Regions from separate parts of the Homo sapiens genome. Here region 1 is linked to region 2. The links are chromatin loops, found by intact Hi-C in ENCODE. Cell type or tissue: ovary. All regions are shown on one strand.

Region 1 (8,000 bases), 59 kb before region 2:
TGCCTGTCTGTGCCCACGGCCTCCTAGAACATCACAGGAGGATGGCAAGAGAGCTGGAGCTCTCACCTTCCCAGAGGGTGGGCTTTCGCCACAGCTGCCCCCTTCAGGTCCCTGTCCCAGTTTCTCAGATGTCAGTGGATCCCAGGAGAAGCTCATCTGGTCTCCCTGTGATTGCTTCACTTGCTAATTACCCAAGAAATGTATTGTTCTGTTGCGTTGGTGTGTAGGAAATGAACAGCAACAGGAAGAGGCAGCAGTCAGTCGGGTGGGATTAGAGGGTCAGTAAAGAAAGTTTTGTGTGTTCATGGGCACCTGAAAGCTAATAGCTTTCAAAGACTCAAATTTAAAATATCAAATGACTCAATGTTTCAGAATAAGAAAAATGAAGCATTGATCTTTCTTAATTCCATTGAGGTGTGGTCAAGCACATTGGTTAGGAACTTGGGGGGAGGGTCACATGTAGTAGATCACAACCCAGGCCCTACCTCCTGTGAGCTGTGGAGCTTGGACACATCATTTAACATCTCTGTGCCTCAGTTTCCCCATATGTAAGATGAGAGTAATACCCCCCTCACATAGACTTTTGAGGTTGAATTGAGATGATGCATTAAAAAAAGTTGAATGTAATGCTTAGAACATTGTAAAAACTCAATAAAAGTTGGTAGTATTGTTATAGGGGAAGACCTATTTTAAATGTCTGGATTTAAGATAAAATTTGCATCACATTGTCACATAAACATAAATGTAAAATCTAAGGAGACTTTTTCCCCCCTGACTATACAAGTAATAGATGATCACTAAACAGAAGTCAGGCAGTATAGAAAGATGTTAAGAAGAAAATGAAAATTGCCTGTTATTCTACCAACTGGAGAACCGTGGTTAGCATTTTGATGTATTTCCTTTTGCTTTTCTCCCCCTAGTTCACATAGGTATCCAAATTGAGAGCACAGTGTATCCTGGCTTGTTCACATTATAGCATGAGCATTTTCCCATGTCATTTTATACTGTGTACCCATCCTATTTGGTGGCCTAATATTCCATCAGGTGGGTGCTAGAATGTGTTTAATTATCCTCCCACTTATCGATGGCCATTGCGTAAGGTGGCTCTTAAAATGCGGATAGCTTTGAGTGTGCTGTCAACCCTGAGCACTGGGCTTTGCCAATCACTGTCAAACTGCCTCCTGCCAGAACCAAGTGCCCGAGCCCCGTGCCCACTGCTACTGCAGTCCACATGCTTGTCAGCTTTTCCATTCATTCCATGCTTTGAGTGCATGTTCTGTGCCAGGACCTTGCTAGGTGCTGAGGACACAGAGATGAATGACACAGTCATTCCATGTCCTCCAGAGCTCAGTGGAGGAGGGAGCTTGAACAGAGGCCAGAGCAAGCGTTTCCTGGCAGCCTGCTCCACACCAGCCCTCCGCCAAGCACCCGAGCAGCCTTAAGAGTGAGGCACAGTCTGCCTCCTAGTTGGGAGAAGAGATGTGTACAAGGATCTTCTCCCATGTCAGGGCCAGCTGATATGCCCCTCCCTCTTGGACGTCTGCAGCTGGATACTCCAGGCTGAATGAATTACATCATCATTAGCTGGTCTTACAGTGAGCCGTCCATCTCCCTTGCCACTTTACAGCTCCTGAAAGGCAGCTCCTGGCTGGGCATGAAGTATAGGAAAATATGTACAGTTAACCCTTGAACAACGTGGGTTTGAACTGCATGGGTCCACTTACATGTGGATTTTTTCAACTACACACAGATTGAAAATACAGTATTCACAGGATGTGAAACCCTCTTATACGGAGGGCCAGCTTTTTGTGTATACACCAAGGGATGACTATAGTTGTTTTTTACACTATGGATAGAGAAATTGGTTTAGTAGGTTGGTACTAGGTTTTTATTTTTATTTTTTTCCCATAAAATCCAATTGTCCAATTGATTAGAATTAAAAGCATCAAAGTGTAGTCCACTGTGTGAGATTAAGTATTGTTTTGTGAAACATTTGTTTCTGTTTTGTACACGTGCATACCGGTTCACGTGGAGTGGGTGATGGTTGAAGATGCATGTTTTTTTGTGAGGAAAGCCCCTGGCTAGGAAAGCCCCTGGCTGACAGGATAGCGTCTTGACTCCTCAGTGTGACGCAGGGGTGTCTGTGGCCAGCTTCTGCCTGGCTGTGCTGCCTCACCTCCCAGCCCTCCTGCCTGGAAGCCTGAGCTCTAGCTGTAGGAGCGGTTTCTCCTCAGTGCTTGGCGGGGACCTGTCCATGGTTCCACAGGGCTGTATGAACACATCGTTACCAGGGCCTGGCCATGGTTAGGATGGTCCACGTGTCTGGCCTTCCCTTCTCATCTTTTAACTCCTTGAGGTCAGGGTTGAACTTTATTCAACGCTCTGCCCAGCACTGGCCCCGTGCCTGACACAGAGTGGCAGTAACCAGGTATTGCTCGTCTGTCGTGCGCAGGTAGTTTATATAAGCCTCATTTAATCCTCACAGTAGTCCAGTAAGAGAGAGGTAATTAACTATTTTCCAGATGAGGCACAGAGCCGTTTAGAGCATAATTTGCTAAAAGCCACCCAGCTAGTAAGTGGTAGAGCTGAGATTCAGACTCAGGTTCATGTGACGCCGGAGTCCTCGCCACCCCCACTGCACATGCAGCCCAGCAAATGTTTGTTGAATGGATGTGGTGATGCTGCTTCCTTTTTGGAAGCAGAATCCCCATCTGCCCAGGATTCTAGTTTGTGGCCCTTTGTGTCAACATCTCACGTATTTACTTGTGGATTGGCAAGGCTGACTGTCCTACCTGCTGCTTGCAGTGGCCTATTTCCCAGGGCATTTTGAGTGCAGGAGTTGGTTTCAGGTTACAGACTCCCCTACTCCCATGCCCTGTGGAAAGCATGCTGTTCAGCGGACACTCGGTGTGTACCTGCAGTGCACGAGGTCAGCGCTGCTGGAACATAGTAGTCTGGCTCCGTGATGGGCCCCACGGTGCATTTGGAACAGTTGTGCTGCTGTCACTTGGGCTCCACCCCCAGGCTCTCAGGTTGCGCGTCTGCTCGTCTGCTTACCCGGTGACCTGGCAGGCCTGATACACTTCTCCCCTTTGTTCCCTCTCCAGGTGGACCAGCGGGTGTTCAGAGACCTTATGAGTGAGAAGCTGCCTCGGTTGCATGGCCACTTTGAACAGTACAAAGTCGACTACACTCTCATCACTTTCAACTGGTTTCTGGTGGTATTTGTGGATAGTGTCGTTAGTGACATCCTCTTTAAAATATGGGACTCTTTCCTTTATGAAGGACCAAAGGTGAGTTAGCTCAGCTCAGCTATTTTCAGATATACACACTTGACAACCGTCAGCAGCGTTGGTGGCGGTAGAGCGGCTGGCTCACCTGGAACTTATGAGGGTTACCATGGTGCCCAAGGGATCTCAGCACGGCCTGCACTAGATCTGGGTCCAGGGTATCAGGAAACCACAGTCATTTGTTCATGTATCAGAAACATTCAACCCACATCAAGCCCTGTGATAGGCGCTGGGAGCTATGGCTTACAGTTTGAGCCTGAGCCTCACCATCTGTCAAATGGCTGGTGGTGTTACCCCATCATATGGAGGAGGAGATGGAGGCCCAGAGATCTAATAAGCAGGGGATTAGGGGGGCTAATGAGGGGGACTAACTTGGGGGAGCCAACTTCAGAGCCTTACTGCCCATGAGCCTCCCACCCGCTCTGTTGTATGTTTTTTAAAAATCAGTTTTTGAATAAGGAATATATTTACATATTAAACCCTAATTGTATAAACAGGTGTTTGTAATGGAGTGGAGGCCCCTCCCTAGTCTTCTAGTTACTCTTCTCAATTTATTCTTTACCTTAGCCGGGCACAGTGGCATGTGCCAATTGTCTCAGCTACTTGGGAGGCTGAGGTAGGAGGATCATTTGAGCTGAGGAGTTAAAATATAGCCTGGGCAACACAGCAAGACCCAGAAAACAAACTAAATTAGAGAAAGTACAGGCCCTTAGATATGGGGAAAGCAGTTTGTTCCAAAGCTGCTTGAACTTGCAAGACTACCAGGAGTCCATTCCCTCTAACCTCTAATGTACCCCAAACACAAATTAAAAAAAAAAAAAAGAAAGGCCAGGCACAGTGGCTGACACTTGTAATCCTAGCACTTTGGGAGGCCGAGGTGGGTGGATCATGAGGTCAGGAGATGGAGACCATCGTGGCTAACATGGTGAAACCCCATCTGTACTCAAAATACACAAATAGCTGGGTGTGGTGGCGGGCGCCTGTAGTCCCAGCTACTCAGGAGGCTGAGGCAGGAGAATCACTTGAACCTGGGAGGCAGAGGTTGCAGTGAGCCAAGATTGCACTGCTGCATTCCAGCCTGGGTGGCAGAGCAAGACTGTATCTCAAAAATAAAAATAAAATTTAAAAAAAACTCCTTCGCTATCTTCAAAAGTGCACCAGTTGAGATGGAAACAGCCTCTGTAGGTGGGACTTTCTAAGAGTTTCAGAATCAGAAAACCTTGATTTTGGTTTTATTTTAAAATGATTCCTTATGTTTGTTCTTTATGCTTTATTGACTAGAAGTGTTTTCTGAGTATGAAAGGATTCCACAAAGATCTCCTATAAGGAGATTTTTGGTTTGGGCTGATGTGTTGTTGAAAACCAGCAGGGTTTATTTTCCTGTAATAAAGGAGTCTTGGCCTAGCCAGTGAAAATTGCCCCTCAGGTCAATAGTCTTTCCCCAGGGCGGGGACCGTGCAAGCCATGTCCCCCTGTCCCCAGTAGGGCCAGCACCCCCCTGGAGTCCAGCCTTGTGCCTGGACCCACAGGGTTTTTCCACTAACAGATTTCCCTGTTTATTCCACAGGTTATTTTCCGTTTTGCTCTGGCACTTTTTAAGTACAAGGAAGAGGAGATTTTGAAATTGCAAGATTCGATGTCTATATTTAAGTATCTCCGCTACTTCACTCGCACTATCCTTGATGCTAGGTGAGTCCTGGGGAGTTCTCAGATGTCAAGGAGAGCAGGAAGCCTGACCCCTGCCTCCTTGAGAGCAGCCTGTCCTTGCTGTCTTCCAACTCAGAGCCATCCCCGGTGTACAGTGTTGGAGAGGGCATTGCTTTCCAGGGAAAAGAGAGCAAGGGGTGTGAGCCCCAAGTAGCCTTACCTAGGAGGAACTGAGATGAGGATTCTGTCCTTTATCCTACAAACATAAATCCCAACAACGAACAGCAATAGTTTCATTTGTCTAGAAAGCATTTACTGAGTACCTGCTTTGTGGTAGGGTCTGTGCTGGGCACTGAGGATGACAGATGGAGAGTAAGGCCTGTCCTGGAAGACCTTGCTGGGGACACTGTTGCGCATCGTTTGATCCATGCTGTGGTAGAGGGATCCCAGGCCGGAGAAAGGCCAAATAAGCTGGGCAAGGGGCAGCAAGGAAACAGTATGGGGACAGGGGGTCCTTCAGGAGTGGTGGCGCAGAGCTGTGGGGCACGTGTGTTTGGGGAAGTGTGGAGGCAGCTCAGCCCGGCTGGTGCCAGTGTGGCTGGGCCATAGCAGAGCTGGGCTGTCAGGGTGATTGCAGACTTCTCTCAGGACTTGAGGCTTCATCCTGAGTGCTGGGAAGTCCTGCAGGGTTAGGCAAGAGACAGACAGGTCAGATTGGGGCAGGACTGGTGGCTGTTAGAGGGCTCTAGGGGGAGAGGTGGTGGCCTGGAGGTAGGTGGTCCCACAGATGGAGAAGGGGGGTAGATTGAAGAGAGGGAGGGAGGAATTTGACTTGGAGGACCCCTGAGTTTCTGGCCTGGGAGGCCAGGTGTTCGGGAACCCTCCCTGACCACACAGTCATTGCCTGTTCTGGGCCATCCTCGTCTGTATGTCCCCTGGACTGCAGCTGTTGGCTGCTCTGACCCTGAGAGCCGATTTGGACAATGGGAGCTGAGGTGCTGGCTGAGGCCATGCCAGGCTTCCTGGAGGTCGTCGCTATTTTTAGAGTCTTTTATTGGGGAGTGGGTTTGTAATAGTTTCAGGCTTACTAATAGCACCAACAACAGTGCCCTGATTTCTGCCAAATGAGGAGGGATATGGGAATCATATTTGCTGGGGAAAGTTTGATTCTGAGTCCTGCGGTGAGCCTGGAGGGTTTCTGTTCATCTCGTGTTGGGTCAGGATTGCCGAGAGTGACAGGGAGTGAGCTCGCCCATGCCAACAGCTAGGGCTGTGTTGGGAGCGCCGCTGCCCTCAGTTCTGTACTGGGTCCCAGGCGCTGCCAGGAGGAGCGGAGGTGAGTGGGCGTGGCTCTGGTGAGTGCCCGCCCTTCCCTGGCACCGCAGGCCAACCTGGCCCCTCCCACACTGCTGGGCCTTGCATGGTCCTGCAGCGCCTCCTTCTGAGTGGCTCGCGGTACGGTCTCCCCTGCAGCTTGCTTTAGAAAGCAGGGTCGCCACACCAACAGGTGCTTTAAGGAGTGCCAAGGCGGCGGCAGGCTCCCCGCTGTTATCAAGACTGCAAGGGCCCATAATCCGCCTCTGGGCTAGAGCCTCAGTGTTTTAATGAGCTCCCCAGACTAGTGGTTGCAAGGAGGCCAGTCCTGCAGCACAGCGATCGGCCTTCAGAAACACAGGGAGGGAGTTGTGTGGTCAGCTGCATTCAGGAGACGGGAGTTACACAGGATTGAACCATGTTCTGCAGCAGGACTTCTAGGAGCCTTTTAAGGCGCTGAGCATCGTCTCCCAAATTTAGCTGACCATGGGGCACCTTCTCATTTCCCAGAGGAACCTTCCAGGCCTGAGGCAGAGGTGGGGTCTGGCGTCCCGGGTGCCAGCCTGGGCCGAGGGGCCTCTGTCAGCTCCTGACTGAGGAACAAATGAAGAATTATACTTCGGGCTCGTGTTCTGCAGCACAGGAGGGTTGGGCGCCGTAGGTTTGGGGTTTGTGGGGGCTGTGAGCTGACAGCTGTTGGGGAGAAAGGACTGGTGGTGGGGACCCTGTGCCCCATTCACACGGAGCCTCCTCCCGCCTGCTGGGGCTGGCAGCCTGGTCTGCAGAGCCAGGCAGGAGGCGGAACCCGAGAAATCCACACGCGGGGACCCCTGTGCTTGGGCGTTCTCTGTTCTCTGGTGCTCCCGTGTTCCAGAACACACACTGGGGAATTCAGAATTTAAATAAAGCTGGCCTTTCTGACCTTAAGCCTCTGGACGAGAGTTAAGCATGTCCAGGTAGTAGTGGGTGTTTTGAAACATAAAAGGTTGCACCCTCGTGTGTGCCTTGTGTTAAAAGGAGCCCACGCAGCCGACGGCAGCAGGAGCAAATGGCCTGCTCTGATGGGGACAGGCAGGAAGTCCTTCGGGGCATTTCTGTTTCATCACAGCTTTTCCTGGGGCTGGTGAGTCTGTTGGGCCTTTGGTTGACAGGGAAGCGCATGAGCCCATGTTGGTGGATACAAAGCATTTGGGGCCTGGCAGAATCCAGAGAGGGGAAGAAGGTGGCCCTAGGAACTGGCCTATTTTGTGATCCCCAGAGACCAGTGTGGCTGACCCATTAGTGCTACAAATCCATAGCCAGGCCTCAGGACAGCTTTTGGTCTTGTTTTTATTAAGCCACTGACCAGTGGTTAGGAGCAAGTGGATCATAACCTTAACATTTTTATTGAAAATTGGAGCCTTGACCTGGGGATGTGAAACCCACAAGCTGCACATTTCTCTGTAGACTGCATCTGGACACTTGTCACATTGCCAACTGGGTCTGACAGTCATCGCCAGGACTGCCTGGGCCTGTGTTCATTCCCAGTCAATGAGTCCTGGGACACAGACGTCCCGGACTCGTGCCCGGTGCCAGGCCTCATGCCCGCCCAAGGATGAAGACATACCTGCCATCACCATGCAAGTGCCGGGAGCTCTTCTCAGGGCTTATGTGTGGGAACACGAGTAATCCCACACCCTAGGAGGTGGCACTACTCTTACCCCAGTGTGCAGATGAAGATCAGAGGCCAGAAAAGGGGGGTGACTTCAG
Region 2 (8,000 bases):
TCTGCCTCACAGGTTCAATCAATTTTTGTGCCTCCACCTCTCAAGTAGCTGGAACTACAGGTGTGTGCCACCACACCCAGCTAATTTTGATTTTTTTTTTTTGAGTACATATGGGGTTCAACATGTTGGCCAGGCTGGTGTCAAATGCCTGGCCTCAAGTGATCCCATCAATACGACTTCCCGAAGTGCTGGGATTCCAGGCGTGAGCCACTGCATCCAGCCTGAAGTATAATTTTCACAATGTGAAAAGCTTGACTTTCATACAGATAATGAAGGAATATGTATAAGATATTTTCTTTAATTTACAAGGGAGTCAGCAACACGGTGAAGCTAGTTAGAGGAGCGTTTTGAGAGACAGTGTCTGTAGTGCTCCAGGAAGGGCATTCTGAAATGCATTCTGAGATAGAGACAAAACTTGTTAATATCCTATAGGCAGGCTGGGCATGGTGGCTCACACCTGTAATCCCAGCACTTTGGGAGGCCGAGGTGGGTGGATCACCTGAGGTCAGGAGTTCAAGACCAGCCTGGCCAACATGGTGAAACCCCGTCTCTACTAAAAATACAAAAATTAGCGAGGTGCGGTGCTGGGCGCTTGTAGTCCCAGCTACTTGGGAGGCTGAGGCAGGAGAATCACTTGAACCCGGGAGGTGGAGGCTGCAGTGAGCCGAGATCATGCCACTGCACTCTAGCCTGGGCGACAGAGCAAGATTCTGACTTAAAAAAAAATCATATTGGGAAATAAAAATGTCATCTTTGGGAGTTATCTTTTCTACTGGACAGAATTCTGTAAGTTAACATATATACATATTCTCCAGTATATTCACAACATATTCTGTAGTATATTTCCCTACACTACTGCTTTTCAAAGCATGGTCTCAAATTGGAAGCATCAGCGTCACCTGGGAACATAGACATGCAGTGCTTAGGCCCCCCCTCAGTCCTACTGAGTTAGAAACTCTGGTGTGAGGCCCAGCAGCCGGTTTCACAAGCCCTGCAGGGGATGATGATGCACTCTAATGTGTGAGGACCACTGCTCTAAATAGTCAATCTTTAATAGTAAAACAAGTATCTATGAAACAATGCTCCAGTATGACATTAAAAGGGCACACCATCCACCTTTTAACTTTATTTCTCAATTTAGATATTTTGTCTGATGTTAAATTTGCTGTTTTGTTTCTCAAATACTCTTAAGACAGTTTTCATCTGTTCCTAATTTTCTCTTTTTAAATAAAAAATGGTTTTCCAAATCTGTCCATTTTACTCTTCTTTAACCTATTGATAGGATGAAGTAAAAGTTACCTTTTTTTTTTTTGAGACGGAGTCTCACCCTGTTGCTCAAGCTGACTGAAATGCAGCGGTGCAATCTCGGCTCACTGCAGCCTCCATCTCCCGGGTTCAAGCGATTCTCGTGCCTCAGCCTCCCGAGTAGCTGGGATTACAGGCACCCGCCACCACGCCCAATTCATTTGTTTTTTTTTTTTTTAGTAGAGACAGGTTTTGCCATGTTGGCCAGGCTGGTCTCCAACTCCTGACCTCAAGTGATCTGCCTGCCTCAGCCTCCCAAAGTGCTAGGATTACAGGCATGAGCCACTGCGCCCAGCCATTTTTTTTTCTTTTTTCTGAGACGGTCTCCTTCTGTTGCTCAGGCTGGATGGAGTATAGTGGCGACATCATGGCTCACTGCAGCCTCCACCTCCCATGCTCAAGAGATCCTCCCACCTCAGCCTCTTAGGTAGCTGCGACGACACGTGTGCACCAGCAGAAGCAGCTAATTTTTTGTAGAGACCGGGGTCTCCCTATGTTGCCCAAGCTGGTCTAGAACTCGTGGGCTCAAGCGACCCACCGGCCTTAGCCTCCCAAAGTGTTATGATTACAGGTCTTATGTCCTTAAAGTTTTTCTTTGACATGGTATAGGATAGTCTAGTAACTTAACATACTGTGGTTTTCAACAGGCTAGTGCTTATGACTTGTAAAAGAACTCTTCAGAAATGAGCTCAATTTTACCATGAATTGGGACACTTTCCATTTCTTTCTATTCTATAGAGCAGTTTACTTGCCATGAGCTGTCTTTTGAAAACTTGAAAGCCTGCAGCAATAAAACCAGCTGCACCTGGTGCATGGGATAGGCATGGAATTGAGGAGAGAGTTCAAACTACGGTCAGCCCTCTGCATCCTCGGGTTCAAGATCCTTGGATTTAACCAACTGTGCATCAAAAATATTTGGAAAAAGTAAAACAATAAAAAGCAAAAAGTTATAAATACTTTATAACAGGTACTTACAAAGCACTTACATTGTATTAGGTATTATAGTAATCTAGAGATGATTTAAAATATACGGAAGGATGTGCATAGGTTATATGCAAATACTATGCCATATTATATCAGGGCCTTGAGCATCAGTGAATTTTGGTATCTCTGGGGTCCCGGAACCAATATCCTGAAGTTACTAAGGGATGACTGTCTTCAGTTTCTTCTTTGGTTATTAGTTTATTCTCTGATGTATTTTTGTTGTTGTTTTGTCTTTTTGTTTTTGCCTCTGCAAGTCAATGTCGGAAACTTAGTTGTTCCAGGCTACCATTAGCTCAGAGCTACCAGTAAGCAGACTACCACTGCAACCTAAGCAACCGATTTTTTCCCCCATCAGACTGGCAAAAATTAAGCATCTGTTGATGTTGAAGCTGTAGGGAGTTTTCCTGAGCATGTTAATTATGACAGCCCTTTTTGTTAGGCACCTAGACGATTCATCAAAATGAAATAAAATACCCATGCGCTTGAAGAAGTTATCTGGTTATTTCCTTATCTGGGTGCTGGTTATGTGAGGTGTACAGTTGATGAAAACTTATTAAGCTTTATATTTCTAATAGGTACAATTTTCTGTATGTGTAGTAGACTTCAATAGTTTTTAAAATGTCTTTTGCCACAGTCCGCAGCTGTGTATAATGCTATTCGCTTAACAGTGGAAAACATGACAATGACCTGAATCCCCCTGGCTCCCGGGATCCTACCCCCTTAAGTTAAACAAATGAAATAACTTCCACTGTCTTTCCTAATGCCTTAATTCGGTCCTCAGTTAAACTGACGGTGGATGCTGTTTTTTTCCAGGGAAGGATTCTGGGAGACGGAGGAGGAGACGCCAGCATTTCGCCCCCGGCACCTCCAGCGGGCTGCGGTCCGCTCCCGGCCTCACTCGAGCAGGCCCCGCCCTCCCAGAGGCCGTTAGTCCAAGTCAAGTGATCGTCGACTCAGTTGACCCTGTCGGACCGGAAAAAGAAATTCCCGGGCCCTGGCTTCCTGGTGCGATGATGAGGCACCAGGGGTGAAGCGAGGCATGGGCTGCTGGAGCGGGAATGAGGGGGCGCCAGTGGCTCCGGAAACGGGTGGAGGTTGTCTGCCCTGGCCTCTCCGCAAACAGTGTGTGCGGGCGTGAGAAAAGTCCACCGCTACTCCGCTCCCGAGACAGGGGCGGGGGTACGGGGCGGGTAAGACAGCGCAGGCCGGCCGGCTTAGAGTCCCCGTGCTTCCCTGGGGAAAGGAAGGGCCCCTGCCTCCCGGGGCAGGAACTAGGGCTTGTCTGGAGCTGGGAGTCCTTTCGGGTCTTCCCCAGCCACAAGAGGACCTCCCAAGGACACTCCCTTCCCCAGCCCTGCTGTGGGACTTAGACAAGAACGCGCTTAGAATTAGGATCACACTTCCACACTGTTAGGCAGCCCCTCCGCTGTTTCCAGAGTCAGAAAGTAGTAGTTTTGGGGTTGAGACTTATCCATCCATCCATCCAGTCCATCCATCCCTACGTTCTAAGCGCCTAGTCTATACCATGAAGTGTGCTAGGCACTGGGAGGACCTGAGCTGCTGAGGGAAGGGGAAATCGGAGCCTTGAATTGGAGTCATAGTCAAGGCTCCAGGGGCAGAGACCTAACTGCGCCTTGTGTGTAGTGCTAAGGGGGCTTCCTGAGGATGCCTTCAACCTTAAAGGCGGATGGATGGCAGGAGCTGGCTGGCTGAAGTACAGTTTGTGTACCAGGGGTTGGGAGGCAAGGGTGGGAGGCGTGTGTCTTCAGACAGGGAACAGCATGTGCAGAGACTTCAGGTTAGAGAGAGCATGACTCCCCAGGAATGAATGCATTTCCCATAGCTGAGAGAGTATTATCTGCAGGTTAGGGAAGGATGAGGCTGGACAAGTAAAGACCAAATCTTCCTGACTGTTGGATCACCACAATCAAGATAATGAAATATCCACCGGCCCCCAAAATTTCCTTGTGTGAGGGGCTATTTTAGGAAGTATCATCAAGAAGGGCGGGCCTGGCTGGGTACAGTGGCTCACGCCTGTAATCCCAGCACTTTGAGGGGCCGAAGTGTGCAGATGACCTGAGGTCAGGAGTTCAAGACCAGCATGGCCAACGTGGTGAAACCCTGTCTCTACTAAAAATACAAAAAAGCCGGGTGTGGTGGCACATGCCTGTAGTCTCAGCTACTTGGGAGGCTGAGGCAGGAGAACTGCTTGAAGCTGGGAGGCGGAGGTTGCAGTGAGCCAAGATTGTGGATTGTGCCATTGCACTCCAGCCTGGGCAACAGAGCGAGACTCCATCTTTAAAAAAAAAAAAAAAAAAGAGGGGCTGGTCTGATGAGGTGTCACTTGAGCAGAGAGTGGAATGAAATAAAGGATAGCAAGCCACGTAGAGAGTGCAGCAGGCATGGAGGCGGGAGCAAGGCTGGTGTCCCGGAGCAGCAGCAGGGAAGCCGGAGTGGCTGGACTTGTGTGGGTATGGGGAAGAGGGGAGAGAGGTCACTCATCTGTGTGAGGCACAGGACTTTGTTTTATCTCCTGCTGTACCCCCAGCTCTTAGAGTGGGAGCTAGCACAAAGAAAGGTGCTCAATTGATGTTTGCTGAGCAGATGAATGCCTGGAGTAGACCAAAGAGCAGGGTTTGGTGGCAGGGTGGGTCAGGGAGAGAGTTTACTCAATAGCCTGGTGATAGGGGAGAACAAATGGCCAGAGGGTGTCCATCTATGATGGGGACCAGGGGTCCTTGCTGGGCAGCAGTGTGGGAGACACACAGATCCTGGCCACACCTCAGCCTTCCCTCCAGCCTGATTACCTGACTCCCTCCCTTGCAGAGGTTCTGGTTCTGTGGTGATCTGGACTGTCCCGACTGGGTGCTGGCAGAGATCAGCACGCTGGCCAAGATGGTTGAGTGCACAGGGTGTAGTCTGAGTGGAGGAGGGGTGTTGGGGGTGGGGATTGTGGGTGTAGATGATGATGAGGTTTCTCTGGGGTTAGGGCCTCAGTGCTCTCAGCCTGTGCTACCATGCTTTGTGACCTTGATCAGTGGCTGGCCTGCTCTGAGCCAGTCCCCAGGAAGGAGGGGTGAGGTTTGCCAGCCTGGCTGATGTAAGGACTTCCCTTCCAGTCCTCTGTGAAGTTGCGGCTGCTCTGCAGCCAGGTACTAAAGGAGCTGCTGGGACAGGGGATTGATGTGAGTACAAGATCCAGCACCCCATTGTCCCATGCCCTTATGACCCCTCCTGCCCTGAAACTGCACTAGGCCCAGGGAGACGGGTGACCCGGCCTTGCAACCTCTCTGGGCACCTCCCATACTTCTTTCCAGCCTGTCTGTTCCTTATTGCAGGATCCAGGCTGTAGGTGAGGGGCTGGTGAGCAGGGGCCTGGCACCGCCTGAAGGTCTCCTTTCCCCATAGTATAAGAAGATCCTGAAACTCACGGCTGATGCCAAGTTTGGTGAGCACCCCACTGAGTTCACAGGCCCCAGGCAACCCTGGGACCTCGGCCTGGTGCCTGGTACAGAGCCCGCCCCCACCCCCCACCCCCCGCCAACACACACATCCCAGCAGTATCCTTAACCTGCCTTCCCTAGTGGAGGAGCATGAGGGAAAGAAAGACATTGACAGTCCCACCTTCCTGTCCTCTGCCAGCTCCTGGTGGAGCAGTAGCAGTGCCTGTGGCTCCAGGAGGCCTGGGGGCTTTGAGCTGAAGTTAATAGGGCAACAGGGGGGTGGCTGGGCCCACAGTGACACCCCCTGTCCCATGCATGGGTCCCTGAGAGTCAGGCGATGTGAAGGCCACAGTGGCAGTGCTGAGTTTCATGCTCTCCGGAACTGCCAAGCACAGTGTCGATGGCGAATCCTTGGCCAGTGAACTGCAGCAGCTGGGGCTGCCCAAAGGTACGGGTTGTGGGTGGGCAGCTGGGCAGCCTGTGGGCCAAGGGCTGCTAGAGAGGGGACAGGCCCTGTGACCCTGAGGTGTACCCTGCCCTGTCTGGGCCAGGAGCCCAAGCCAGGCCCCCACCTGCTACCTCCAGAGCTTCTCCATTCTACCCCCAGAGCACGCGGCCAGCCTGTGCCGCTGTTATGAGGAGAAGCAAAGCCCCTTGCAGAAGCACTTGCGGGTCTGCAGCCTACGCAGTAAGTATGAGGCCAGCCAGGGTCCAGGCTCATCCTAGAAGGTGCACGCAGCACACAAAGTGCGTGGAGAGTCCAGGGAGACAATTTAACCGCAGTCACATACCGAGCAGCCGCAGAGCCGGGACGTGGCCCTCGGTCTCCTGACCCCGCGCGCTCTGTGATGTGTACGTACAGGATCAGACCTTGCCCTTTCCTCCTGGCTGACCCTTCCTTAGTCCCCCGTGCCCCATGTGTGAGCACCCAGCTCACTCTCATTCCTCCCTCTCCAAAGCGTGGTCCCTGGCAGCACGAGTGGCAGAAGGGACAGCAGAGACTGTGGACCCCTCAGCTGCACCTAAGACCTCTGTGTGGTCTAGCCGTGTGTGCTGGGGGAGGCTTTTGGCCACCATTTCCCCGTCTGTAAATGAGACCGATACCTGTAGCATGGAGGGCAGGAGGCTGGTGTGAGTGCCAAGCACTTGGAGCAGGGCCCTGAGTGAGCATGGACGTGGGAGCAGGGGTGTTTCTCGACTTTGTGCACCTTGGGGATGGGAGTGGGGCTCCCTGCGTGGGTTGACAAGGCATTGTTTTCTCCCACCCCACATTTGTCCCAGCCCTGCAAGTCCAATCCTTGTGGGTCTAGGAAGGAAGAAGCCCATGGCTGTGTGACCTCAGGCTGGTGCCTGGCCCTCTCTGGCTGTGAGTTCCTGGGAAAGTCAGCACCCAAGGCATGCCCTCAAGTTTAGCACTTTGACAAGAAGGGCGGGGACACTGGGATCAGGCCCAACCCTCTGGCCCCAAATCCCACGGCCCCAGCTGGAGGATGAGGAGATGCTGAGCTTGGATGGGGGAATCAAGGGTGTAAAGGGGCCCGCTCACCCCTCAGCTTGGCTCAAAGGTTCAAGGCGTCAAAGGTTCAGCCTGCGACTCAGGAAGGAGACCTGGCCCAGCCAGACACTCACCAGGACAAGGGCAACTGTGACGAGCAGGAGGCCCAGGATGAGGAGAGCCACAGCATAGCTGGAGATAAAGGCATCCAGCAGGCTGGAGGCTTTGGGGCTGGGAGTGCCTAGAGCAGAGCAAGAAGGCCATGGCCTGGCGGGGCTTTGCCTCCCAGACTTCTAAGAAGACAGAATCTGGGCCCAGAAGCTGCTGCGGGACCAGAGAGCTGGGACTAGGAGCACCTTGGAGGGCTCCATGAGGAGGGGAGGCAGGCTTCAGATCAGGGCATGTGGAGGCAGCGAGCCCAAGGGAGGAGGCAGAGGAACAGAGGGAGGCGGGCCTGCAGAGGGAAGGAGGTGATGACCGTGTCTACCAAGACGCCCTCTGCCTCCCACAGGGTGTGCAGGCCCTGGCGTGCACAGTCCCACACGACGGCCTGGGCTGGCGCCACCCTGAAGAAGGTGGCACCCACTCTGGCGGTCAGTGGGTCCGGCCTGCTGAGAGGATTATCACAGATTTCAGGGGGCTGTGCAGCCTTGCGGGACTAGGGGAGGTCATCTTTTCCAGCCTCCTGTCCTCAACCCCACAATGCTGGTCTGAGCCCTGGGTCACCCAGGGCCACCCTGGACCCACCGGAATTCCTCCACCACCACTTGGTC

Evidence for each region. Peaks named below come from ENCODE experiments on the same cell type or tissue, not always from the same donor. Only the 100,000 strongest peaks of a DNase experiment are listed, where the experiment ranks them.
Region 1: a loop joins it to region 2, with 16 times the contacts of the local background. A loop is called at or near these places in 5 of 110 quality-filtered maps.

The regions. Positions count from the first base shown.
Region 1 is chr15:77,998,598-78,006,597 of GRCh38, reverse strand. It overlaps TBC1D2B (TBC1 domain family member 2B), which reads left to right. Exons shown (of 13, transcript NM_144572.2): 11 at 3,108-3,293; 12 at 4,858-4,979. Among named protein-coding and RNA genes, the nearest start is that of TBC1D2B, 75 kb to the left of the region's middle. In ovary, no CTCF peak of the experiment used is centred here; DNase peaks (open chromatin) are centred at 1,477 and 6,350; H3K27ac peaks cover 1,496 bases.
Region 2 is chr15:77,939,862-77,947,861 of GRCh38, reverse strand. It overlaps the pseudogene COMMD4P1. Among named protein-coding and RNA genes, the nearest start is that of TBC1D2B, 130 kb to the left of the region's middle. RefSeq lists an enhancer at 3,141-3,435. In ovary, no CTCF peak of the experiment used is centred here; DNase peaks (open chromatin) are centred at 3,231 and 3,612; H3K4me3 peaks cover 793 bases; H3K27ac peaks cover 1,161 bases.